3 separate regions of the Homo sapiens genome follow, and regions 1 and 2 are each linked to region 3. Evidence: chromatin loops called from intact Hi-C (ENCODE). Cell type or tissue: endothelial cell of umbilical vein. All regions are shown on one strand. Links, peaks and the distances in the headings refer to the core of each region. The heading gives the core; the rest is flanking DNA.

Region 1 (8,701 bases), core at 1,366-6,365, 82 kb before region 3:
TTTTAAAGTTTTTAATAATAGATTACAAAAGTTCAGAGAAGAATCAGATATAAGCCAATGTCCAGAGATTGTAAATAATAATAATAATTTTAGCCCTAGAAGGCTGAAAAAATCAAAACTAAAAGAAAAGGAATAAAAGGGAGAGAACTCTAAATAAGCCAATATGGATGGTCAAGGAACTCTCTGAAGCACCCAAACTTTAAAAGATGTGTTCAAAAGATAGATGGAAAATAATCAGATGGCCAAAGCAAGACATGCAAAAGACTGGCAAATACTTTGTTTTTTTTTTTGAGACAGGGTCTCACTCTGTTGCCCAGGCTGGAGAGTGCAGTGGCACAGTCATAGCTGGAACTCCTGAGCTCAAACTATCCTCCTGCCTCAGCCTCCTGAACAGCTAGAACTACAGGTGTGCATCACCACGTCCAGCTTTACAAATACTTACAAAAGAATATCTGGAAGGTGAAGGCCCAAAATGAGCTAAGGCTCATGAAAAATATGGAGGGCAATATTAACAGCGCTTCTTAGAGGCATAGAAAGTGAGGAGAATAAGGGTGTGGTAATTGTTTAAAAAATAAAGCTAGGTAAGAGGATAGAGAGGTATATTTTATTTTTATTCTTTTGAGACAGGGTCTCGCTCTGTCACCCAGACTGGAGTGCAGTGGCATGATCTCAGCTCACTGCAACCTCCGCCTCCCAGGCTCAAGAGATTCTCCTGCCTCAACCTCCCGAGTAGCTGGGATTACAGGCGCGCGCCACTATCGTCTGGCTAATTTCTGTATTTTTAGTAGAGACAGGGTTTCACCATGTTGGCCAGGCTGGTCTTGTACTCCCGACCTCAAATGATCCACCCTCCTCGGCCTCTCAAAGTGCTGGGATTACAGGCACGAGCCAACGCGCCCAGCCCCGAGAGGTGTACTTTAGCTAGTCAGTGATAGCCTTTCTGAGAAGGTGGCATTTGAATGCAGACCTGAATTAAATGAGGGTGCAACCCATGGGAGAAAGACCCTGCAAGCTGAGGCGATAGCAAATGCAAAGGCCCTGAGTTGGCAAGATGCCTATGTGAGAAACAGCAAGAAGATTAGGGCTAGAATGGAGGGAACAAGGAAAGAGCAACAAGAAATAGGTGGAAAGATCTGACTCATACTTTGAAAGTGTTACTCTCGCTACTGTAGAAAAGAGACTATTGAGGGATAAGCATGAAAGGAGACGGACCTGCTAGGAGGCTACAAGTTCAGGACAGGAATGAACTCTCATTTCTAAAAAAGTTTGAATCCCCAAATCTATACAAACTATACCTCAGAGTACTGAAAAAATGTAAAGATGTGTGGTTCATACAACCACCCTCAATAATTTTTTACAACTTATAAAAAACAAGAGTAGTGCCAGAAGCCTGGAGTTAAATGTTTTTCTAAGTTTTCACAAATGGAGAAAAGGAAAGGCAAATTTCAGAAACTAGGAGTCAAAACAAGCCTACTATGAACAAAACAAGCCCCACTGGCTTTATTTCCTCTAAGAAAGCATCAGCTGTTTCCAATTTTTTCATATTTCCTTACAGTACCTATTCCTATGCATACCTGATTTTTCAGTTACAATTATAACATAGACATGTTTTATTGCCTAATTATTATAGATTTTACTATATTACAGACATTTCTCTGTGTTGTGACTCTGACATCAGTTTTTAAATAACTACAAATTGGGTCAGGCATGGTGGCTCACGCCTGTAATTCCAGCACTTTGGGAGGCCAAGGCAGTGGGGATCACAAGGTCAGGAGTTCAAGACCAGCCTGGCCAATGGTGAAACCCCATCTCTACTAAAAGTACAAAAATTAGCCAGGCGTGGTGGTGCACACCTGTAGTCCCAGCTACTCAGGAGGCTGAGGCAGGAGAATTGCTTGAATCCGGAAGGTAGAGGTTGCAGTGAGCCGAGATCGCACTACTGACTCCAGCCTGGGAGACAGAGTGAGACTCTGTCTCAAAAAAAAAAAAAAAAAAAACTACAAATCAAAGGCAACAAGGAGACAAGTTAGTAGACGCATAAAATTTTCAGGATATTTTTGCTTATTTCCTGAACTATATTCATAATATTATTTAAAATACAAATCTGACACCAGTTAAGTTTTGGGTCGCAGTAAGTAATGCCAGGAAAATTATTAAATAGAACATTTCCCTTTTTTTCTTTTCTTTTTTCTTGAGACAAGGTCTGGCTCTGTCACCCAGGCTGGAGTACAGTGGCGCCATCTTGGCTCACTGCAACCTTCACCTCCCAGATCTTCCCACCACCGTCTCCCGAGTAGCTGGGACTACAGAGGTGAGCCACTACACCTGCCTATTTTTTGTTTTGTTTTGTTTTGTTTGGTAGAGACGGGGTTTCACCATGTTGTCCACGGTGGTCACAAACTCCTGGGTTTAAGCAATCCACCCACCTCAGCCTCCCAAAGTGCTGAGATTACAGGCGTGAGCCACGGTGCCTGGCCTGAAATAAAACTTTTCTTATCAGGTGCAAATAATATTTTAATAAAAATGGAATGTCAGAAATCCCAGAACCCTTTCACAAAGATGGCTAGAGTTAATATTTTTATTCTATAAATTCTGGAGAAGGACTTTATTTCTCTAGGCACATAAGTCACAAACTGGCTATGATAAAATATAAAAGTAGAAAGAAAAGAGGGAGAGTAAGATTTATTTGTAGCTAGTTGATATTTTCTACTTTTGATCATATTAATTCATCATAGTCAAGGAACACAACCCTTTATTACCTTGCAGTGGTAGAAAAATGTGTTGCATCTTCCAAATGTCCTTAGGCCAATCACTTTGCATTAAAATCCTAATAAACACTGCCTTCTTTCTCCTCTTCTAGGGTAACACATGCCATTATATTTCAGTTTTGCAATGTTATGGTTGAGACAACCTTGCAATCAATAATGGTTTTACATACCAAGGAACAAAACGAAATCATTTGAAATTGAAAAACAATATAAGTAACAGATAATTCTTGTTAAAATGGCTGTGTAGGTTCATACTTTGAGGTCACACACCCCAACACATACAAACTCCTGCACCCTTCACACAACAGCGATAGATAAAAAATTAAAAAAATTCTTAAAAAAGGAAAATTATAGCTGCCATATTAGTTAGAGTTCAATTGCAGGTATAAAAAAACCTCTAATATTTTAAACAGGATCAGATTTAATATTTAGGTGCTAACACTTAGATGCTAATAAAATAAATGTAAGAGTTGGAGGAGGAGGTTATAAGCTAGACCTTAAGGAATGTAACTCAGAATCCACACAGAACTGGCCTGCCAAAGGAACTGCCACCTCTGCCACCATCGGAAAGCTTGAGGAAGCAAGGCACTCCTGTGCCAAGTGCTGGCTACAGGATCACACCTCCTTAGCCACAGTCCAGGAATTCGGTAGCCACCAGTGTGATTGCTGTCTCCAAGAACATACTGCCTTAGCTTCAGTTAGATCAATAAGCTCCCACCAGAATTGCTGGCTCTGAGGAATGCAGCCCATGGCTGCAATTTGGGGATTAGAAACACTGTAAACGCCAAACCACTGGATCTGCATCAGCAAAATGAATGCTCTGTGCCCTACCACCCTCTCCCCACTGACTCAATTCTGAATTCAAATCTCATGCAAGTAAATATGATTAATGGAATCGGAATCATATCAGGAACTCTAGAGGTAAGGAAGCCTAACTAGTACTTTTTACTTTCCAGTCACTGTAGCACAGGAAGGCATACCAGAAGGAGGTTAAAACAGATGCTAAATTAGCCCATCTATCATACATGCCATATCCATCAAAATGACAATAAATTATATGATTATATGATAGTAATTATTTAGAATAAATATTTCCAAGGACTATAAATGGAACAGAAACAGAAAGCAGTCAGTGAAGCCTAATGGGTTCCATATCTGAAAGCAAGCAAAGATGGTCAGGAGTTCAACTTCTGTAGGTCAATGAAAATTTAAGGTGTCTCACTTAAGGCAGGGGACTGAGGCCAGGCACATTGCTTAAAGCCAGGAAGTGGGCAGCACTCCAGAAATGACACTGGAAAAAGCAGTTATGTCATACTGTACAATAAAACAGGCAGGAGGCACCAAAATCTAAGCCAGCCACTTGCTAGCTCAGTGGCTAGATATGTACTATTTACCATTATCACAATGATCAGAAATCTGAGTTACCTACAGGAACCAGATGGAGGCAACCACAAAACTGATAGGCTGGGTAGGATATGATGATATTGGTTAACAACTGTCATTCGAGTTAAGCTTTCAAGCCAAAATTCCAAATACATGAAAAAAATTAACACCACGATTACCAATAAAATCAACTATTTGGTAGATGAATTCACTCAAGACAAAATGAAAATAATAAAACAATCTGAAAATGACCTTAAAATAAGTATTTAGAATTCTCAAAGGATATAAAGGAAAAATAGCCATAAAACATAGAGATTCAAAGTGCAATCTCAGTACCAATCAGGATAAACATAAATAAATCACACCTAGACATATTATAGTGAAACTGCATAACATCAAAGTGCCATAAAGAAATATCACCTACCAAAAAACAACAATTAGACTGACAGCAAACACTTCATCAGCAATAATGGATGCCTTGAAGATAGTGGAGTTATAAGTTTAAAATGTTAGGAGAAAAGAACTCTCAAGCTAGGATTCCATGCCCAGCTAAGCCATCATAAAGAATGTAGGCAAAATAAAAACATTTTAAAACCTACAATGACCATGTTACACTAACAGACTCTTAGTAAAGAACTGATATATCATAGAATATACTTCAGAAAGAAGAGCCCAAAGAAGGAAGCAAGACAGGTTGGTGGTCACAGAAACTGATAAAATTTATTATCAAATGCAACCAATTACAGATTATAAATAAATTATGATTAAAAGTGATTATGATGAAAAGAAAAGTGGCAACATGGATGAACCTTGAAAACATTATGCTAAGTGAAAGAATCCAGGAACAAAGCCACAGATTATATAATTCCATTTACATAAAATGTTCAGAATAGACAAATCTAAAGAGACAGAAAGTAGATTACTGGCTGCCTATGACTGGGGCGACAGAAAAGAGAGTGGGGAGTAGGCCAGCACTGTTGGTGAGCACAGGATTTCTTTTAAGGGGGACAAAACTAAGGGGACAAAAGTGTTGTAAAATTAGATCGTGGCAATGGTTGCACAATTCTGAATATACTAAAAAAATGACTTGTACACTTTAAATGGGTGAATCGTATAGTATGTGTATTGTATCTCAGTAAAGCCATTTTAAAAAGCGGAACTAGAAAGGAAAAGGGGATGTTCAAATACACTAAGATCCTTTTAAATTTTGATAGAAATTTTTATAATTATTTATGAATGTTAAAAACTTAGAAATAACAATTACAAGAACAGAAACACCATCTATAGCTCCCCCTCTCTCTACACACACACACACACACACACACACACACACTTTCTTTCATCTACTAAAAGACAGAGTCTATGAGACTAAGTTAAAAAAAAATCTTATTGAGAAGCCAGAATAGAAAAAGAAAAAAATCACAAAAATAATTTTTTAATCCAACTATACACTGCTTATGAGACATGTCTAAGCCAAAATGATGCAGAAAGTTTGAAAATAGACAGTGAAAAATATATCAGGAAGGTGCAAAAGAAAGCTGGTATAACAACATTAACAGACAAAATAGAACTTAAGATAAAAAACAAATTTGGAATAAAAAAAGACATTACAGGCCAGGCATGGTGGCTCATGCTGTAATTCCAGCACTTTGGGAGGCTGAGGGGGCAAGATCACTTAAGCCCAGGACTTGGAGACCAGCCTGGGCAATAAAGTGAGACCCAGTCTCTACAAAAAAAAAAAAAAAAAAAAAAAAAGACATGACATAATGATAAAAAAGAATACTCTTCAAAGAAGCTATAATGAATGAAAGTATACAATTAATAATATAAGCTCTCAAATGCATATGAAGCAATGGCAGATACAATTAATAAGGAGAGACTGACACAACTAGTCATGATGGGAGACTTTAATACTGTGTTACCAGAAACTCACAGACTAAATGGACAAAAATTCCCCAAGGATACAGCAAATCTGAACACAACAGTAAGTCTGATCTTATACATATACATATATACACATAAATATATACACATATGCAATACATGTCTGTGTCTATGTATATATCCACATACATATATGTGTGTATACATATATACACACATATAGATATAAAACTGTGCTAAACAGAAAAAGAATATACAGTGGCTTTAAGCACATAAGACATTTATAAAAATTTACTATTGTCTCAAAGATAGTATCAACTAATTTCTAAGAATAATATACTAATCACATTATGCACAATGCAAATTAGAAATCAATAATAAAAAGTAAACAGAAATAATCATATATAGAGAAAATAACGTACTAGAAAAACTCATAGGGAGGAAATCTAAATAGATATTATGAAATACTAAAACTGAACAACAATGAAATTACCATATAAAAAACTTTGTAAAAATACAACTAAACGTGTAAAGAGGGGTAGTCAAGAAGATAATAAAGATACCCGTTACCACCACTTCTAAACAACATTGTTTTGGAGGTCCCAGACAATACAATAAAGCAAGAAGAAAAATAAAAGGCACAAGAATTAAAAAAGAAATATCAAAAATGTCATTATTTGCATGCTATCATTGCTCTCATAAGAAATCCAAGAAAGGCCAGGCACAGTGACTCGTTCCTGTAATCCCAGCACTTTAGGAGGCCGAGGCAGGTGGATCACTTGAGCTCAAGAGTTGGAGACCAGTCTGGGCAACATGGCAAAACCCCAACTCTACAAAAAATACAAAAAAAATTTAGCTGGGTACAGTGGCACGTGCCTGTGGTCCCAGCTACTCAAGAGGCTGAGGTAGGAGGGTCGCTTGGGCCCAGGAGATCGAGGCTGCAATGATCCAAGATCACATCATTGCACTCTAGCCTGGGTGACAGAGTGAGACTGTCTCAAAAAAAAAAAAAAAAAAAAAAAATCCAAAAGAATTTACAATTAAAATAAAGAGGATTCAGCAGGGTTGCTGGATATAAGATCAACTTGTAAAAACTGACAGTGTTCTCTTACATACCGTAATAACCAACTTAGAAAATGTAATTTTTTAAAAAAAACCAATTACAATAGCAATAAACACTACAGGGTAACTGTGGAAAAAATCCTACAAAATTTGTAAAACTGTCAGATGAAAGTACACAATTATATTAAAAACCTCCAAAAATAACATGAATGGAGAAATATATTATGTTCACAAACATGAATACTTGATGGATAACCACATCAATTCTCTTCAAATTATGCCAAAAAAAATCAATATTCTACAAGGAAATTTTACAGAAGTTGACAAGTTCATTCTAAAGTTGACATAGAAGAATAAATAGCCAAGACAATTTGAAAGAAAAAGACAAAATAATTAAAAGAGTGTGATACTAGCCCAGGGGTAGACAAACAGATCAATGGACAGGACAGATAATTCAGAAACAGTCAAGTACATACACAGAAATTTGGTTCTAGACAATGGTGGCACTACAAATCAGGGGGAAATCAGACCACTCAATAAAAGGAGCTAGGATTAGCTATGCATAAGGCAAATTAGATCACTACCATATAACAAAATAAAATTGATGGAAGAAAAAAGAACCCTAAATGTGAAAAGCAAAACTGCAGGACATTCCACAGAAATTATAACATTGTGATTCCTTTGACTTTCTTACTTGATACAATTTCTAGGCTTTAAACTGTCCTACTTGTTCTCCTGAAGGGCACTCTGTACCCAGAACTGAATTCTCCTTGTAATTCGGAAGCTGCAGAGTTAGAGTGTGAGCATCACTTTCCAAGTGCTGTTATTAGACTTCTGGTGACACAACCTACCTCAGACCACACCAGCTTTACTTATTCACTACAAAATTGGAATGATGAACATTGCACTTGCCATCTATTTAACAGCTAAGTTAACAGCTACCTAACCTCTCACATCCTGGGCTCATTTGTATAGGGTTTTTTTGTCTTCTCCAAGTGTAAGGCCTTATTCTTACATCTACTCATTGCTGTCATTAAATTAGGCTTGTTGTCCTTGTCTGTGGCCTTTTCCATAATCTCTTTATGTCATCAGATGTATTCATTATCCCATCCTGCACTATGTCATTCACAAAATCAATAATCCTGCCTTCTATAGAAGGCTTCATCCAAATAACTGATTTAAAATGTTGATCAAGAAGGTTTACATAGAGAACCCTAGAGACATAACAGAAAATGTCCTCTTAATTAATACTGATCCACTTAATTATATTAGCAATCAGTCCATATTTTTCTATCTGGCCATCAAAACCCTTATAAGACAAGGTAAAATGTCCTGCTCAGTTTTGGTTTAGCTTTGCTTGTTGCATTTCCATGATCTGCCAATCTACAAAGCTTTTCAAAGAAGTGAGATAGAAGTGAGATAGTCTGACATCACTTGATTTTAGTGAACACATGGTAGCATCAAACAACTTGTACATCTTCTCTCAGATGCTCACAAACCACTCAAAAAATTTTAAGTAAATTCTGAAAAATTAGCACAAGTTACAGAAGAGACCAAATTATAGAGACTCCACACATTCATAACATAATTATTATAGTCTCTAT
Region 2 (8,701 bases), core at 2,124-7,123, 140 kb before region 3:
AATTGAACTATGAGATCACATGGACACAGGAAGGGGAACATCACACTCTGGGGACTGTTGTGGGGTGGGGGGAGGGGGGAGGGATAGCATTGGGAGATATACCTAATGCTAGATGATGAGTTAGTGGGTGCAGTGCACCAGCATGGCACATGTATACATATGTAACTAACCTGCACAATGTGCACATGTACCCTAAAACTTAAATTATAATAATAAAAAAGAAAAGAAAAAAAAAAAGCTCTATGAACAAGTATAGAGGCTTTCTGGTCTCCAGACTTAAAATGATACCTCTTATAGTCATCTCTCAGTCTGAGATGTCCAGAAATGGGTATCTTAGAGTGACCCACAGTTGTTACCAAAAATCTCAATTCAACCATCACATGTATTCTCAGAAATGCCAGATTCATCTGCTTGGCTAGCACAGATTTATTCTTGGATATAGACTGCTATAGGGAAATGTTGTGATGTCTGAAATAACAACACTCTCGCCTTGATACTTTCCCCAGAAAACATTTCTTTTGCTCACTCTCTTGGAACATTTTCCCTGGGGAAATCTATAAGTCAAGCATAACAGGTTATGACATATCCATGTCAATGGGTAACTGAATACATTTTAGGAATAAATTGTCATTACCTATCATGCCTTAATGTTCATGTAAATCAAAGAAACTACTTTCCACTTAAAACACACAGAAACTATTATTTTTCCTTTTCTTCTCAAGAGCTATGGTGTACTACTCTGGAGTAGGAATATTACTAGAGTAGCTTGAGGATTTGTTTGTTTCTGAGAAAAATCATTACAAAGAAATGGGCACTTATTTAAAATGTTCTTAAACACATGGAGAATATATTCAACTGCATTGTCAAAAAACTAAACCAAAACTGTAAGAGATTACAAAAAGAAATGATAAATAACTGCAAGATTAAAAAAGAAGACAACAATGACTGCAGCATGCTTAAGTTCAAAGCAAAAGAAATTTGATAATTCAAATAAATACAAATATTGATGGGAAAATACTAACTTTTTACCTTTTAATAAAAATGAGTGAATCCAGAAAATTCAAAAAAATGTGATCACTAACAAATTTAGTAAGCACCTTTCCTTCAAACAGATAGGGGAGGAAACGAAGTGACTGGATGTATGAAGTAACTAAGCCAGAAAAGTTCCTTCAAATACTACCTATTATTGAACAAGAAAAAACAGACATAAAATTCTTATTAAAATTTCACTAAAAAACAATTATCAAACATCTGCTATGGAAAGTAACTGTGCTAGATTACATGAAGCTCATGAAGATGAGAAGGACTTATCTAAAAGCTCTCATGATTTATACATCCTTAAATAACAAAAGGTAGCCCCTGAAGATTTGGATTTTTACAGCTTGTTAAAGTGGTTAAACTATGTATATTTTTTATGTCTATATTACATACATATCTTATACATTGCAGAATAAAATCCCCAAAGCTTATTCATTTACAAAGCAAAAAATAAGATTATTGAGAATGGGTGGGAGGGGAGTCAATCTAAAACCTTTGCTAAAGGCAAATGCTGAATAGCTGAATGCTTTCCAATCAAACTTTTAAAAAATTCAAAAGGCATGATAACTGTTTTTTCAAATGTGGTTTCCTTCTTTTTCTCTACAAAGAAAATATCTTTTCAAATTCTTTATCCTGTAATCTTTTATTCCCCCTAAGGGTTTAAATAATACCATGTAGCCCTATACTGGCTTAAATTATCAGACCCTGCCATTTATCCTAAACTTAGATGAACTAGAGAGGATTACTTCAAAAGGAGTTTTTATATAAAAATGTCATAGAGGACTTCCTATAAAATACTTCAAAGACCACAAGTAAAAGTATGTTACTGTCCTATAATTCACATAGAATCTCAAGAATCCCAGAGTCAAAACAATCTTATAAAAGAAAAGCAAATTGATGTCTCACATTTCCTGATTTCAAAACTTACTAGAAAGCTACCATAATCAAAACAGTGTGGTACTGTACTGCATAAGAACAGACATATAGACCAAAGGAATAAAATAGAGCCCAGAAATAAAACATTATGCTATGAGAAATAAGCCAATGGCCAAATTATTTTTCAACAAGAATGCCAAGACCATTTAATGGGTAAAGGAAGTCTTTTCAACAAATGGCTTTGGGATATCCACATGCAAAAGAATAAACTTGGATCCTTATGTTATACAATATACAAAAATTAATTCAAAGTGCATCAAAGATCTACATATAGGAGCCCAAACTATAAAACTCTTAGAAGAAAACATAGGGAAAAAATTTCATGCCATTAGATTTGGAAATTTCTTAGACCACCAAAGCAAAAACAGATAAATTGGACTTCATCAAAATTAACAAAGGGCACTATCAAAGTCTGCCAAAGGACATAATCAACAGAGTAAAAGGCAAGCCACAGAATGGGAGAAAATATTTGCAAATCACATATCTAATAAGCAATTGACATTCAGATATATAGAGAACTCCTATAACCCAATAACAAAAAACATCCCAATTAAAAAATAGGTAAAGGACTTGAATAGATATTTCTCCATCAAAGATAAACAGATGGCCAATAAGCACACGAAAAGATATTCAAAATCACTAATCCATTAGGAAAATGCAAATCAAAATTACAGTGAGATACCACTTCACACCTATTTGGATGACTATTATCAAAAAAAAACCCAAAACAAGGTAACAAATGTTGTCAAGGATATGGAGAAATTAGAATGCCTGCACTTTCCTCGTGGGAATGTAAAATGGTGCAGCCACTGTGGAAAATAGTATAGTGGCTCCTCAAAAAAGTAAACATAAAAGTATCATATGATCCAGCAATTGAGCTGGGTGCTGGTCTACCTGGCCTGTAGTCCCAACTAAGTGGAAGGCTGAAGCAAGATGATCCATTGGAGCCAAGGAGTTCAAGGCCAGCCTGGGCAACATTGAACTTGTCTCTTAAACAATAAAACAAAACCCATCTGGGTAAGTATACCCATATGATAACTATACCCATATGATCTAGCAATTGCACTTCTGGGTATATACCCAAAAGAACTGAAAGCAGGGACTTCAATGGATATTTGTACACCCATGTTCATAGCAGTATTATTCACAATAGGCAAATAGTGGAAACAATCCAAATGTCCATTGACTGATGGATAAACAAAATGTGGTATATACACAAAATGGAATATTGCTCAGCCTTGAAAGGAAATGGAATATTATTCAGTCTTAAAAAGGAAGGCAATTCTAACTCATGCTACAAGATGGATGGACCTTGACAACACTATTCTTGGTGGAATAAGCCAGACACAAAAGGACGAATATTGTATGATTACACTTATATGAGGTATCTAGAATAAATTCACAGAGACAGAAAATAGAATGGGGAGCTACTATTTAATGGATACAGAGTTTCAGTTTGGGAAGATTTAAAAGTGCTGGGGATGAATGGCAGTGATGTTAGCACAACAATGTGAATGTTGTTAATGCCACTGTACTTTATACCTAAAAATGGTTAAAATGCTTATGTTATATATATATTTTACCACAACTAAAAAAAGTGAAGCATGTGACTGAGGCTATAAAGGAATAAGAAAATAAAACTTTTTATCTCCTTTAATTTTGTTTGAATTTCCAAACCCAATTTTAAATTAAGAGTTCATATATGCATTCTTTGTCTTCCAAAATTTGACAGTACTGTGTTTTACAATCTGTCCTTGTCATAAAGGGTTTGTAGGTATATGGGATTATGTACGTATATATAACAATGATCAGTTCTCGTGTGTGCCTAAAACACCTGAATTCTACATTTGCAACCCAAATAAATGATAGCTTTGAGAAAACACTCCATTTTTGTATGTGTATCTACATTTCTAAATCTACCTTTGAAGTAATCAGAAATGGAAAGTTTACATTTCTCTACTCAAAAGTTGATGGGAGAGGTCCAAAAGGCAGTTGACTACTCAGATCTGGGGCTTACAAGAGAAAATGAGACTAGGAAAAGACGTTTAGGAGTCTTCAGACATAGGAGTATTATTTTGTACCACTTTCTGGTATGCTTATTGTTTGTATACTTGTCTCTTTCTCCATAATAGATTATACACTCTTAAAAGGCAATGAAACACCTCACTCAGCTATTTGTTCCATGCAGCATTAGCACATCATTTTTAACAGAACAGGTAGGTCTTCAATAAATTTTTTAAAAATTGAACTGAATTGAGTCCTAGACAGAGAACCCTCAAGTCTTTCTCCAGCTGGTCTACCTAGATGTGAAATTTATGAATTTCCTCTAAATCTTGGCTAATCATTTTGGTTCATTTGCAAATGGAAGGTCAGAGGTTTGCGACTAGGCCATAATGCCTATATTTCAGTCTCCATTTTACTATATGAGCATCATTCAATAAATAATACAAATGAGATTTTTTTTGTTGTTGTTCATTTGGCACCATACTCTCCTTGCATACCTACCCCACTGAGGATCATGGCATAGAGATTCACAGCCAAAAATAAGGCAGGAGGTCAAGGAAGGCTCCTTATGCAGGAAGGATATTCCCTCCTTCCCTTTTGGGAACACTTCAACTAACCCTATTTTAGTTTGGCTGCTTTGCCTCATTTCTAAAAAAAATTCATTACACTCCATAGCCCTTCCCTTGATGCCCTAGTTAATTAAGTTTACATAATTTCCTACTGATTAGTTTTGAACAGCTTGTTCTGGATTTTCTCTCCTTTAATTTTCTGTCTTTACTGACTGCTTAAAATCCTCAACTATGAACTTGGGAAAGTCTATGTGTTACCACAAAGTTCTCTGTTACACATACAGAAAGAAAAGCAAATCGGCATTGTGATTCATAAAGAGATCTGGGATCAACTATTTCAGGAAACAGAAACTTTTAGGTGGAATCCAGTAACAAGCCAGAAATAATAAACACCAGGAAGACACAAGTTATATTCTTTCACACACAAAAATGAACTATGGTCCAGTCGTTTACTTATATTTCACGTTTACTGAGATCCTATGGGATTCTTTCTCTGTGCTTTGGAACTCAGAGGATTAATAAAAAGAATTATTAATATGTATTTAAAATTATTGTTCAAACTGATTTATATCCTCCTCAAATAAAATTCTGAACTGACATTTTGTCTGCATTTTGGGGCCATAAATGAATAGCTTACAAGGTAATTTAAAAATCTACCCATTTTGGCCATTTTTGTGGCTAATGTAAATTGCGACATAACCAGTGAAAGTTTCTAATAATGGAAATAGTGAAAATTAACAGGTCAGCTGTGCCACAATCTGGTCCATCTGCTACATATAGACAGCCTCAGAGGACAATGAAGAAGAAAAGTGAACCCAAAACGTCAACACCAATATCCTAAGGCCTTTCATGATCCAAGAAATGGCAATTGGCTGTGAAATTATTCTGAGACCTGCTTTTCCCAAAAATTCTTTCATTTTCTTGGTACTTTAGGGACAGTAGAACAATTTATTTTCAAAAATAAATTGAATTTTTTATTTTTATAAATACCAAAATTCTTATGACTGTTCAAAATTTCACACAAATTCTTTCTTGCTCACATTAACTCTACAAAACAAAGGTAAGGGTCCCCATACGCCACTAGCTCATATCGGAACACAGAGGGGAAAAGTTGAGTTTAAAGGTTGCAGCAAATCTCCTTCAAAAACACTCTATCTGCTAATCGAGAATAAGTCTGCACTGGCAAAACCAAACTAATATATTTTTAAATGTATTCTCAAATGACTTTTCTGGTGGTGAGATACTCTCCACCCCATATATTGAACTATGCTAGGTCAGCCAGTATTCTTGCTATGTGACAATCAGTCCTCCTCCCTGGAGAGACCAGGTGTTTGATTTCTGGTGATTTTGTCCATAATTGACAGCCAAATATGCTGTTTTGTACAAATTGCATTCAGTATTCTTTCATTTCTATTGAAGACTCCCTTGTTTTATATGCCAAGAAATTCTATGAGACAGGAAGTTCCTTTAAAATTTGTTTTAAAAAATCAGTTTCCACAAACAGTCTGAAGATATTTTTTTAACTCAGACATACATAATCATTTCCTAAAAGCATAGCTGAAGGTCATATTACACAGTGATGAGATGTCAAGGAAAGGAATACATACATTTCAATTTGCAAGCTCACAAATAAATGTTGGTACTTAGAGGAAAAAAATCACAGGCTTGGGAATGAAAGATAAGATATGAAACACTAGCTAATTGGCTAATTCACAAGGATAGCTTCTCCTTGGAACAAGCATAATTCCTATTATGATAAGCACTTTGCAGGTGTACTGAAGGAAGAAGAGATAAAGTTTGCCAATTAAGTCAGTGTTTTCCCAAGTGAATTCTGACTCCAACAATGGTACCAAAGGAGTGTGATGCAATTATGAACCTAAATTTCACAGGATTTTGTGCTGAAAATACTCTGTACGTGATTCACTGAAAGTGCTCATAATTCATGACAAGCTTCTCAAACACTTTCTGATTATATGCCTTAAAAGACAGATTAAAATGCCCTTCTTTTACCTTTGGACCTCAGTGGTCATATATAAATATCACAGGATATTTCATGTGATTTTTAGAAAGTGAAAAGAGAACTGGAAATATGCAAATATCCTACTCTCTTTGGTATGCTAGGAAGAAGATGAAGACATGTAATCTCACAGGACAAATCTATATGGTCCCATTTCTTCTAAATGCATCCACTAAAGCAAGAAAATTTATTTGATAAACTCCTCTTAAAATATTTAAAACAAGGATCAAGATTAGATTTCATTTTCTCATGCCAGTCTTGCATGGTTACTAATTGTAATATTTTAATGCTATGTGTTTAAATTTGGAGGACAGAATTGCTGTCCATTCATAGTCTGGAACAATTGTTTCTAACCTCTGTGATCCTGCTCAAGCTTCACTACTGGCTGATATACACCTAGCCGAGCTTCAACTGAACCCAGGATTTTTTCCCCCACTGCTTTTATTTCATTGTTCTTGAATGTCTTACTGCTTTTACTGTTATTGATGTTAGAAGTTACAATGCCTTGCTGTTTAATGCATTTGTTGTTTGTGTTAACCATTCAAGACGCTGAGATAAAAGTGGACTTGGAATAAAACGGGACACATGGGATCAAACTATGGAAATAATAAAACATTCAAAAACAATGATAAAAGCAAACAGAGAAAAGACATAAAGACATACACAGTTTAAAAGCCATTGTGTGTTAAATCAGTGGTTCATTCAGTTCAATATCTTCTTTCTGTCAGCAGCACCAGGGTAAGTTTTGTAGTAAAGCTTGTCATTTGTACTGTTTGATCTTATCCTCAAAAGGCTTGAAAGGTATCCTGAACATACCTACCTTTCATTAATAATACATTAAGGATGTGGTCATAACCTAGTCTTGGACCTGTCAGTTTTTCCATCCAGTAAATTATTTTTATCTTAATTATTAAAATGAATAATTCCATTATTTGTCTTAAAACAATAGGGAATCTAGTTCCAACTCTGCCACTGACTGGCTATTTGACCTTGGGCAATGTTTAATAACCTCTGTATCTGAATGTCCCACCTATATAATGAGGCGGCTAATCTCAAATTTTATGTTTTGACTACCAAATTTCAAGAAGATGATAACACACCTATCTTTACATTATACATACCCCCTGTTTTGCAAGCTGTAAACTTCTTCTCCCTTTGTTTTCTCTAGCCTTCAAAGAATCAATCTCTCATGGTAGAAAGAGACCGCAGAAATCACCTAATACAACCCATGGGATGCCTGAATCACCATTACAGAATTCCCCACTACCAGTCATCTTGCTCCTGTTTGGATACTATTATTGTTGGAGAGTTTTATGAACTCCCGAGGCAGCCCACTTTATTTTCAACTAATGCCAACTGTTAGAAATTCTTCTGATATGAATTCAGATATAAATGTTGATATAAATCTATCTCCTTGCAACTTCCTGGTTCTTCCCTCTGGGGCAACACAGCACAGACTTAAACCTTTTTTGTATATTATCCACATGATAGACCTTCTAATACTGGAGGAAGCTGTCACATTCTTATAAGTTTTCTCTCTTCTCCAGGCTAATAATCCTTTAGCTTTTATTCCATTGAATTGTACACTTTAAATTTAAATTGTACACTTTAAATGGTATGTGTTGTATCTCAAATTTGTTTTTTAAAAAGAACTATAGAAATGTAAGACACTTCAATTGTTATATCTCTAGTGAAAAACTGACAGCAGCTCCAACAATACATCCCTGAGCTATGAAACTCAGAGGCCACCATTCCCCATGGGCAATTATAATTCTGCCAAAAGATCGTGACTTTGATATACAATCTGGGGAAGCAATCTGGGGGTGTGGTATAAACCACATCCAGATATCATTACACACAAATGACTGTGATCTGAGCACCAAGAGATTTACCTATGGAAATCTAATATGGCTACCAGGAAATGTTCCCCTACGTACAAACTTCACTCAGCAGCTGTCATTTATATAGATTCTTATTTGGCAATTGCAACAATCAGTTTGTTGTGAATTTTAAAAGGTGAACAGGTATTCCAAATAAACAATGTGGTTTGGAGAATATTCATTAAATAGATATTATATAAGCACTATGTTCTAGAGCCTAGGAATATAAAGATACACTGAACTCACTTCTAGCCCTA
Region 3 (8,701 bases), core at 1,841-6,840:
ATAACCACAGCCATTTTTTGGCCTTCTTGTGTTTTCCAAATGACTCATAAAGGACCTTCTGCATTCAAATAGTGTGTCATGAAATGGGAATGATAAAATACAGAAAGCGGACATTGCTGTCTCTTCTTGATGAATGCAGCTTTTTGTTACCTGGTATGAGGCCAGAATAGCCCGTCTAAAACAGGAGTGAGTTGTACTCCATGCCAGCCACTTCCTGTGCTCTGTGCTATTTCTCTGCTATTTGTGTGACTTCTCCCTGGGGGAAGCAATGCGGCTTTGTCTTTGAGAATGTCTGGTCCAGTGGTTCTTAACCCTGTCTGCAAATTAGAATTACCTGGGAACTGTTAAAAAAAAAAAAAAAAAAAAAAAAAAAATATATATATATATATATATATATATATATATATATATATATGTTAATTCTGCCAATTAAATTAGAATTTCTGGGAACTAGACTTGGATATCAGTGTTTTTAAAAAGCTCTCCAAAAGACTTAAATGTTCCACTAGAGCTGAGAACCCCCTAAATTAGATTTGATGAAGATAACCTGACCATTATAGACCAATGTTACTCAACCTTTATTTCATTATCACCTCTCAAGGAGCCTTTTTAGACTTTTTTCCTAATCATCCCCCCATAAATATTTAATATATAGTATATCTATTTGTGTACTATATATACAATAACATCTGTGTGTTTTGTTTTTGTTTTTTTTATTTGGGGGGCTCAAAAATCCTCCTGTCTCAGTCTCTCAAGTAGCTGGGATTGCAGGTGCAGGCCACTACACGTGGCTAATTGTCTTATTTGTTTGTTAAGGGATTAGGGCTCACTATGTTGCATGAGCCACCACACCCAGCACATCTGAGTTTTATAACATTTAAAAAAAAAAAAAAAGCCCGGGCACGGTGGCTCACGCCTGTAATCCCAGCACTTTGGGAGGCCAAGGTGGGTGGATCATTTGAGGTCAGGAGTTCGAGACCAGCCTGGCCAACATGGTGAAACCCCATCTCTACTAAAAATACAAAAAAAAAAAAAAAAAAAATCAGCTGACATGGTGGCGGGCACTTGTAATCCCAGCTTCTTGGGAGGCTGAGGCAGGAGAATTGCTTGAACCGAGGAGGTGGAGGTTGCAGTGAGCCAAGACCACGCCATTGCACTCCAGCCTGGGCAACAAGAACAAAACTCCGTCTCAAAAAAAAAAAAAGGCCAATTTTTGCCTTCCATGGGGTGAAACCTCTCCCATTGAGAATGTATGATGTAGGGTTGTGCTACAGTGACAAACAACCTTAAAAAAGCAAAAGCTTACATCTCATTCACACCACATGTGCATTGGAGGTCAGCAAAGTTGCTCTGCTCTCTCCATCATTATTTTCACTTTGGCACCCAGACTGCCAGAGCAACTTCTGTCTGGAATGTTATTGGTAACCATGGCAGAGGAAAAGCAGACCATGAAAAAGCATGCTCTGGCTCTTAAAACTTCTGCCAGAGGAACCCCCAGAGCTTCCACTCACATTTCAATGGCCAAAGCAACTCACATGGTGACATCTGAGCTCAACAGGACAGGTTATTGTGATCTTTCCACATGAAGAGGAACCAGGTATCAGTGAGCAGTCTACTAGAGCCGGCAGTCTCTCAGACATGTCCACTGTGATTAAGAGACATAAACACTCCCATTGGCCAGTAAGAGCTGATCTTCTGGTTATCGTGCACCTGGCTCCAGACCAAGGTAGGGCATAACATGGCACTGGCAATGCTATTTCCTTCTGATTTGTATGCCCATCTTTCACTTAAAATTGAGGTGGAATTAAGAGGACACAGTGGCTGGGTGTGGTGGCTCATGTCTGTAATCCCAGCACTTTGGGTGGCCGAGGCAGGCGGATCATGAGGTCAGGAGACCGAGACCATCCTGGATAACACGGTGAAACCCCGTCTCCACTAAAAATACAAAAACAAAATTAGCCGGGTGTGGTGGTTGGTGCCTATAGTCCCAGCTACTCAGGAGGCTGAGGCGGGAGAATGGCGTGAACCCGGGAGGCGGAGCTTTCAGTGAGCCGAGATCGCACCACTGCACTCCAGCCTGGGCAACAGAGCCAGACTCCGTCTCAAAAAAAAAGAAGAGAGAGAGAGAGAGAACACAGTTACGGTTCTTCTAACACTGTGACAACGAGCCCAGCACTTGCATTATTAACAAGAATGTTTTTAGTAGATTCTCCTAATTAGCTCTGGGATCACATCAGGTTTTCTTTATTGGCTTTTAACCGGGTTTCATATTTCCAGTCTGAGGTTTGGGAGTGCCCATTGACTAAATTATATAGCCTGTGCAAAATTTGTTTTAACTTCAAACCTAGAAAATGCAGGTCAACATCCTGGGTTTTTGTTGTTGTTTTTGTTTATCAATAAAAGTTCTGCCAGGACTATATAAGATGTCTAAGCCTTATGAAGGCAATAGCCAGGATTTTTCCCGTTACAAACCATGATCATTGGACATATTGCCAAGCACTGTAATCCAGAATGAAGTTTGGATACAGCACGGAAAAAAAAAGTGGAAATTCATAGTTGAAATCAGGCACATCATTTAGAAGTAGCCAGGGGTCACTAAAAGAAGTAATGCTGGCTGGTCGCAGTGGCTCACGCCTGTAATCCCAACACTTTGGGAGGCCAAGGCGGGCGGATCACGAGGTCAGGAGATCGAGACCATCCTGGCTAACACGGTGAAACCCCGTCTCTATTAAAAATACAAAAAAGTAGCCGGGCATGGTGGCAGGCGCCTGTTGTCCCAGCTACTCGGGAGGCTGAGGCAGGAGAATGGTGTGAACCAGGAAGGCAGAGCTTGCAGTGAGCTGAGATCCCGCCACTGCACTCCAGCCTGGGGGACAGAGCGAGACTCCATCTCAAAAAAAAAGAAATAATGCTTGTGGAAAGTAAAGATTTAACTTAAACTGATTGACATTATGACTCAAAGTATTTAGTATGGTATTTCTCTCCATTGTTGTAATTAGGTACAACAATTCCCATTAGTTACCAAAAGACTGTCTAAACTACAAAGTTGGTCTAAGAGCTCAGCAGCTTTTAGAAAGACTCTTGATTAGAAAAAAAAAAAAAAATGCTGGTTCTTGGTCCTGTGTTCTAGGCTCTATACCCATTACTTTGAAGGACCCCAAACAGTAGATCACATCACAATAGATCCATAATAATTAGAGACGTATCTTGCAAATTCCATAATGTGTTTCCCACATTCTTCTTTCTCTGTGGTTTGTCTGGGTTTACCTTGGGAACAAAGCTTCACTCTTAGTAACTGTCCCTCACACAAACCTTTTCTGTCATAGTCCATTCCTTGCCTCTGCTTCTGCCCCTGCCCCTATCCCTGCTGCAATGATCTCAAGGATTTGAGGAGACGAAGAGTTTTCCTTTCTACAATTCCATCACTTACTACTTTCTTCAGTTCTGTCCTCTCCTAGGTCATGGAGAAGCATATTATTGAATGTCACAGAGAAGGGTCATTCTCTCAGGATCCTAAAGATGTCACCAGTAACAAACGTTTTATTCCAGTAGATATGTGATCTCACATAGAAAGTCTAAAAAGCATTCTCCTCACCATATGTCGCTAGAATTTAATGACCAAAACAGGACCATCTGTGCTTTTTATCACCTGTTCCTGCTGGAAATCTACAAGGTTGGGAAACTCAAACATGATCTCCCCAACTCTTTTTGGGGAAGGGCACTATTGAAAGATCCAGGTCTTTTCTAGTAGCCTAGAGACTTCTGGAGCCATGAGGGATACTGTGGAAACCCTTGAATTGACTGGGTCCAGTTCATTGTAAAGAGAAAATTCTGTGCATGACACAATTGGATGCACGCTTTCTCAAAACTGACCCTAGCTGTTGCAGTTCCTCCATGGAGATAGGAAATTGATAGAAGTTTTCTGGGCGGCAACCCACTGCCCTGTGCTTCATTTGGTTCTCTCCGTCCCTAACCTATTTCCTACTGTTTATCCACACAGTTACAGCTCTATCTGGTGCAGTTCTTTGTTCACTTTTGGTTTTTCTCATGACGGGAATCTGGCTTTGACCTGGCATTTCAGTACCAGGGACTGATTCAGTCACTGGGAGAATGACTTGAATATTCATAGTCGACTCTGGCAGTCACTGTCTGGCCATGGGGAGATTGTTGAAGAGTAAGCAATACTGCCGCCTTGTGGAAGACAATAGTTATATTCTTTGTGGCAGAAATGGCAACAAAGAAAAGTAACCTCTGCTTTTTTTTTTTTTTTTTTCTTTTTTTTGGAGAGGCAGTCTCACTCTTGTCCACCAGGCTGGAGTGCAATGGCACTATCTCGACTCACTGCAACCTCTACCTCCCAGGTTCAAGCAATTCTCCTGCCTCAGCCTCCCGAGTAGCTGGGATTACAGGCAACTGCCACCACGCCCAGCTAATTTTTGTATTTTGGGTAGAGACGGGGTTTCACCATGTTGGCCAGGCTGGTCTCGAACTCGTGACCTCAGGTGATCCACCCGCGTCAGCCTCCCAAAGTGCTGGGATTACAGGCATGAGCCACCGCGCCTGGCCTTAACCTGTGCTTTTCTACTTTGTACTTTTTTGAATTGTTTGAATTTTGCCATTTGCATGAATGACTCTTATTTTAAAATAAATTTAGCCCGTTAGAAAATTAATTAAATTAAATTTCAAAAAGTGAAAAAAAATCTAGGATATTTTAATATATCCTAAAAAATATTCTATTGTTTAAGTCATTTAAAGTTTGCCCTGGCTCCACCTCTAACTATCTCTGTAAGTTTAACCATTTGAATTTTTTTCTTCATTAGTAAAATGTGGGAGGTGAATTTGATGACACTTAAATTACAATTAATGCTCTATATTGTCCCATTAAACTTTTCCCAACCTTCTTTTGTCAGGTATAGTAATCAATGTGTATGTGACTCACATAATAGAAAAATGAAAACCTTTTAGTAATGAGGTTAAATCAAAACAGGGTTATTCTAACCTGATAGTTCTTAAACATAGCTGCACATTAGAATCCATCTGGGGAGCTTTAAAAATTCCACTTTCTGATCCTCACCCCAGACCAATTATATTAGACTCTCTGGGGGTGGGTCTCGGCAATAGGCATCTTTTAAAAGCTTCTCAAATGATTCCAAAGTGCAACTAAGATTGAGAATTACTGCCAGTTAAATTATTGCCTGACCTAAAAAACATCTCCTTTACAGAGCCTAAAATTCCACTACAAAATCATTGTCACTGGGGTTAATGACTGTCCTTTCTCAACTGTAAATATGCGTAAAGATTAAATTAACCAAATGCTTTGATTCAAATTAGCTTAGTAAGAGCACTTGCTTCCTAACGCCTAGCTAAGTTGAGCCTTTTGAAGAGGTTGAAAGTTTAAACAGAGTTAGAAATGGCCGAGTGTGGTGGCTCATACCTGTAATTCCAGCACTTTAGGAGGCCAAGGTGGGCGAATCACTTGAGGTCAGGAGTTTGAGACAAGCCTGGCCAACATGGTGAAACCCTGTATCTACCAAAAATACAAAAAAATTAGCCAGATCTGGTGATGTGCACCTGTAGTCCCAGCTACTGAGGAGTCTGAGGAAGGAGAATTGCTTGAACCTGGGAGATGGAGGTTGCAGAAGGCCGAGGTCGTGCCATTACACTCCAGCCTGGGCAACAAGAGCAAAATTCTGCCTCAAAAACAAAAAACAGAGTTAGAAAAAAAGACACCTCATTTTGGAGTACACTGTGTCATGAAATACTTTCAGAGAAATAAGTTCTGAATAGACTGCAAAAAGGAAAGCAACAAGCAATTAGAAACCATCATGTGGACACCAGGAATGTGAATACAGAAGAGGATGAACCTGAACACAAAGGGGCAGGAAGGTGAACCAAAGACTAATTGCAACTACTTCAAGTTTGTCTAAAAATGTTCCTTAGTCCAATTCATAATGTAAACATTCCTAATAATATCAAGTCTTTAAGGTTGTATGGAGAAGGCGTCTAGATATGTAGAGTATCTTAGTATTTTTTCTATGTATTATTTAATTGATTAAACATTTACTGTACTTACTTGTTATTTTATGTAACATATTTAATCCTTACAGCCTCATGAAGTAAACAGTATTATCTCCATTTTATAGATAAGAAAACCGAGTAGGTTTGAAGGAAATGGGATCAACTTTGCTTTGTCACACTGAAAAGAAACTTAATCATGTCTCTATTTGGTATCTGAAAGAAGAGGTGTGTGTGTGTGTGTGTGTGTGTGTGTGTGTGTGCACGCATGTGTATCTCACAGCTGTCCTGAATAATTATGCTTCATAACTAGCTATTTTCCTTAAATATCTGCTCATCTGTTCTTTCCTTTTCTTTTTTGAGATGGAGTTTCACTCTTGTTGCTCAGGCTGGAGTGCAATGGCACGATCTTGGCTCACTGCAACCTCCGTCTCCTGGGTTCAAGCGATTCTCCTGCCTCAGCCTCCTGAGTAGCTGGGACTACAAGCATGCGCCACTATGCCCGGCTAATTTTTTATATTTTTTTAGTAGAGACAGGGTTTCACCATGTTGGCCAGGCTAGTCTCGAAATCCTGGCCTCAAGTGATCCACCTACCTCGGCCCCCCAAAGTGCTGAGATTACAGGCATGAGCCATTGCACCCGGCCATGGCCTGTTTTCTTTAATCGTGCTTATTCATACCCACACACACTTCCCATTTTGATGATAAATGGCTATCTTGAAAATTTTAAAAATTACTAAGCATAAAAGTAATCTGACACAAGATTACCAAATATTACACCTAGACAGATTTTCTAACCTCACAAAAAATTAAAAGCATAACCTGTTGTTTTATGAAGTAAGGTAAGGGAGAGATTTTATTTGCATACATTGAAACATTAGCAACCAAAGCAGGAGGCAACTAATGAGAAAGAATGAGCTTCCTTTCTTGAACTGAAAGGAATGTCATTTCCACCAGTACTTAACAAGTGACGTTTATAGAGAAGTTTCCTGTAAAATGAGACTGGCAGTAGTTTTAGTTACAGTGTTTTCTTCCTGATACAGGATCTTCAGGGACCACTAGAGAAGAAATTATTATTTGCTCTGGACTTAGTGAAACCTGGAATCACAGACCTGAGGTCACTTGGAGAAGAATGCCCAGGTATTTAAAAGTGTTTGTTCCCCCTGCTACTCAGGAGGCTGGGGCAGGAGAATCGCTTGAACCTGGGAGGCGAAGGTTGCAGTGAGCTGAGATCACGCCGCTGCACTCCAGCCTGGGTGACAGAGCGAGACTCTGTCTCAAAAAAAGAAAAGTGTTTGATCCATGGCCGGGCAGGGTGGCTCACACCTGTAATCCCAGAACTTTGGGAGGCTGAGGTGGGTGGATAACCTGAGATCAGGAGTTTGAGACCGGCCTGCCCAAGATGGCAAAACTCTGTCTCTACTAAAAATACAAAAATTAGGCCAGGCGCAGTGGCTCACACCTGTAATCCCAGCACTTTGGGAGGCTGAGGTGGGCAGATCACCTGAGGTCAGGAGTTCGAAACCAGCCAGGTCAACATGGAGAAACCCTACTGAAAAAATACAAAATTAGCTGGGCATGGTAGCACATGCCTCTAATCCCAGCTACTAGGGATGGTGAGGCAGGAGAATCTCTTGAACCTGGGAGGCGGAGGTTGCGGTGAGCCAGGATGGCGCCATTGTACTACAGCCTGGGCAAAAGAGGGAAACTCTGTCTCAAAAAAAAAAAAAAAAAAGTAGCCAGGCATGGTGGCATGTGCCTGTAATCCCAGCTACTCGGGAGGCTGAGGCAGGAGAATCGCTTGAATCTGGGAGGCGGAGTTTGCAGTGAGCTGAGATCACACCACTGCATTCCAGCCTGGGTGACAGAACGAGTCTCCATCTCAAAAAAAAAAATAAAAGTGTTTGTTCCTGATGACTGTAGTGTCTTGGAGTTTATACTTATGAGCCAATTAATTTACTTCAGTTCAAAAAACATTTATTAATGACACTGGAAACAAACACTTGTACTCGACCTTGTAGGGGATGCAAATATCTAAGGGTCTAAGTTACCACAGTCTCTTGCCTGAATAATTGCAAACAACAAATAAAACCACCTCCCACCAAAATAAACAAATAACAAACTCTTGTGTCTCAGATACATTCATATTACAGCAAACATGTGCTTTTATTTTTTTATTTTTATTTTTTTGAGACAGAGTCTCACGCTGTCGCCCAGGCTGGAGTTCAGTGGCACCATCTCAGCTCACTGCAACCTTTGCCTCCCGGGTTCAAGTGATTCTCCTGCCTATTCTGTTGGCCAGGATGGTCTCTATCTCTTGATCTGTGATCCACCCACCTCGGCCTCCAAAAGTGCTGGGATTACAGACTGGAGCCCCGCGCCAAGCCAACATGTGCTTTTACAAACATAATTCTGACCTCCTCATTTCCCTTATTAAAACCTCCAATTACTTCCTACTGCCCCTAGGATAAAATCATAAATTCTTAGGACAGCGTGATTCAGCTGCTGTCTGCTTCTACAGGCTCACATGGTGCCACTTTCCTCCTCATTTATTAAATTCCCACAACCTTGACTTTTTTCAGTACTAAGAACATGTCATTATTTCTAAAGTCTTAGCTTTCTTAGATACTGTTCCTGTCCTGTTTCTGTCCTCTTTCAGTTCCCTTCCCATTTTCATCTTTTTGGT

The links. Peaks named below come from ENCODE experiments on the same cell type or tissue, not always from the same donor. Only the 100,000 strongest peaks of a DNase experiment are listed, where the experiment ranks them.
Region 1: a loop joins it to region 3, with 2.6 times the contacts of the local background. A loop is called at or near these places in 5 of 110 quality-filtered maps.
Region 2: a loop joins it to region 3, with 2.2 times the contacts of the local background. A loop is called at or near these places in 4 of 110 quality-filtered maps.

What each region holds. Positions count from the first base shown.
Region 1 is chr15:44,133,847-44,142,547 of GRCh38, forward strand. The region is part of intron 1 of FRMD5 (FERM domain containing 5); the gene reads right to left. Among named protein-coding and RNA genes, the nearest start is that of FRMD5, 57 kb to the right of the region's middle. In endothelial cell of umbilical vein, for the core only: no CTCF peak of the experiment used is centred there; a DNase peak (open chromatin) is centred at 4,085; H3K27ac peaks cover 437 bases.
Region 2 is chr15:44,076,563-44,085,263 of GRCh38, forward strand. All of the region lies in intron 1 of FRMD5 (FERM domain containing 5), which reads right to left. Among named protein-coding and RNA genes, the nearest start is that of FRMD5, 110 kb to the right of the region's middle. In endothelial cell of umbilical vein, for the core only: no CTCF peak of the experiment used is centred there; DNase peaks (open chromatin) are centred at 4,869 and 6,269; H3K27ac peaks cover 2,740 bases.
Region 3 is chr15:44,215,692-44,224,392 of GRCh38, forward strand. No RefSeq gene overlaps it. Among named protein-coding and RNA genes, the nearest start is that of FRMD5, 25 kb to the left of the region's middle. In endothelial cell of umbilical vein, for the core only: a CTCF peak has its summit at 4,183 (motif pointing left); a DNase peak (open chromatin) is centred at 4,140.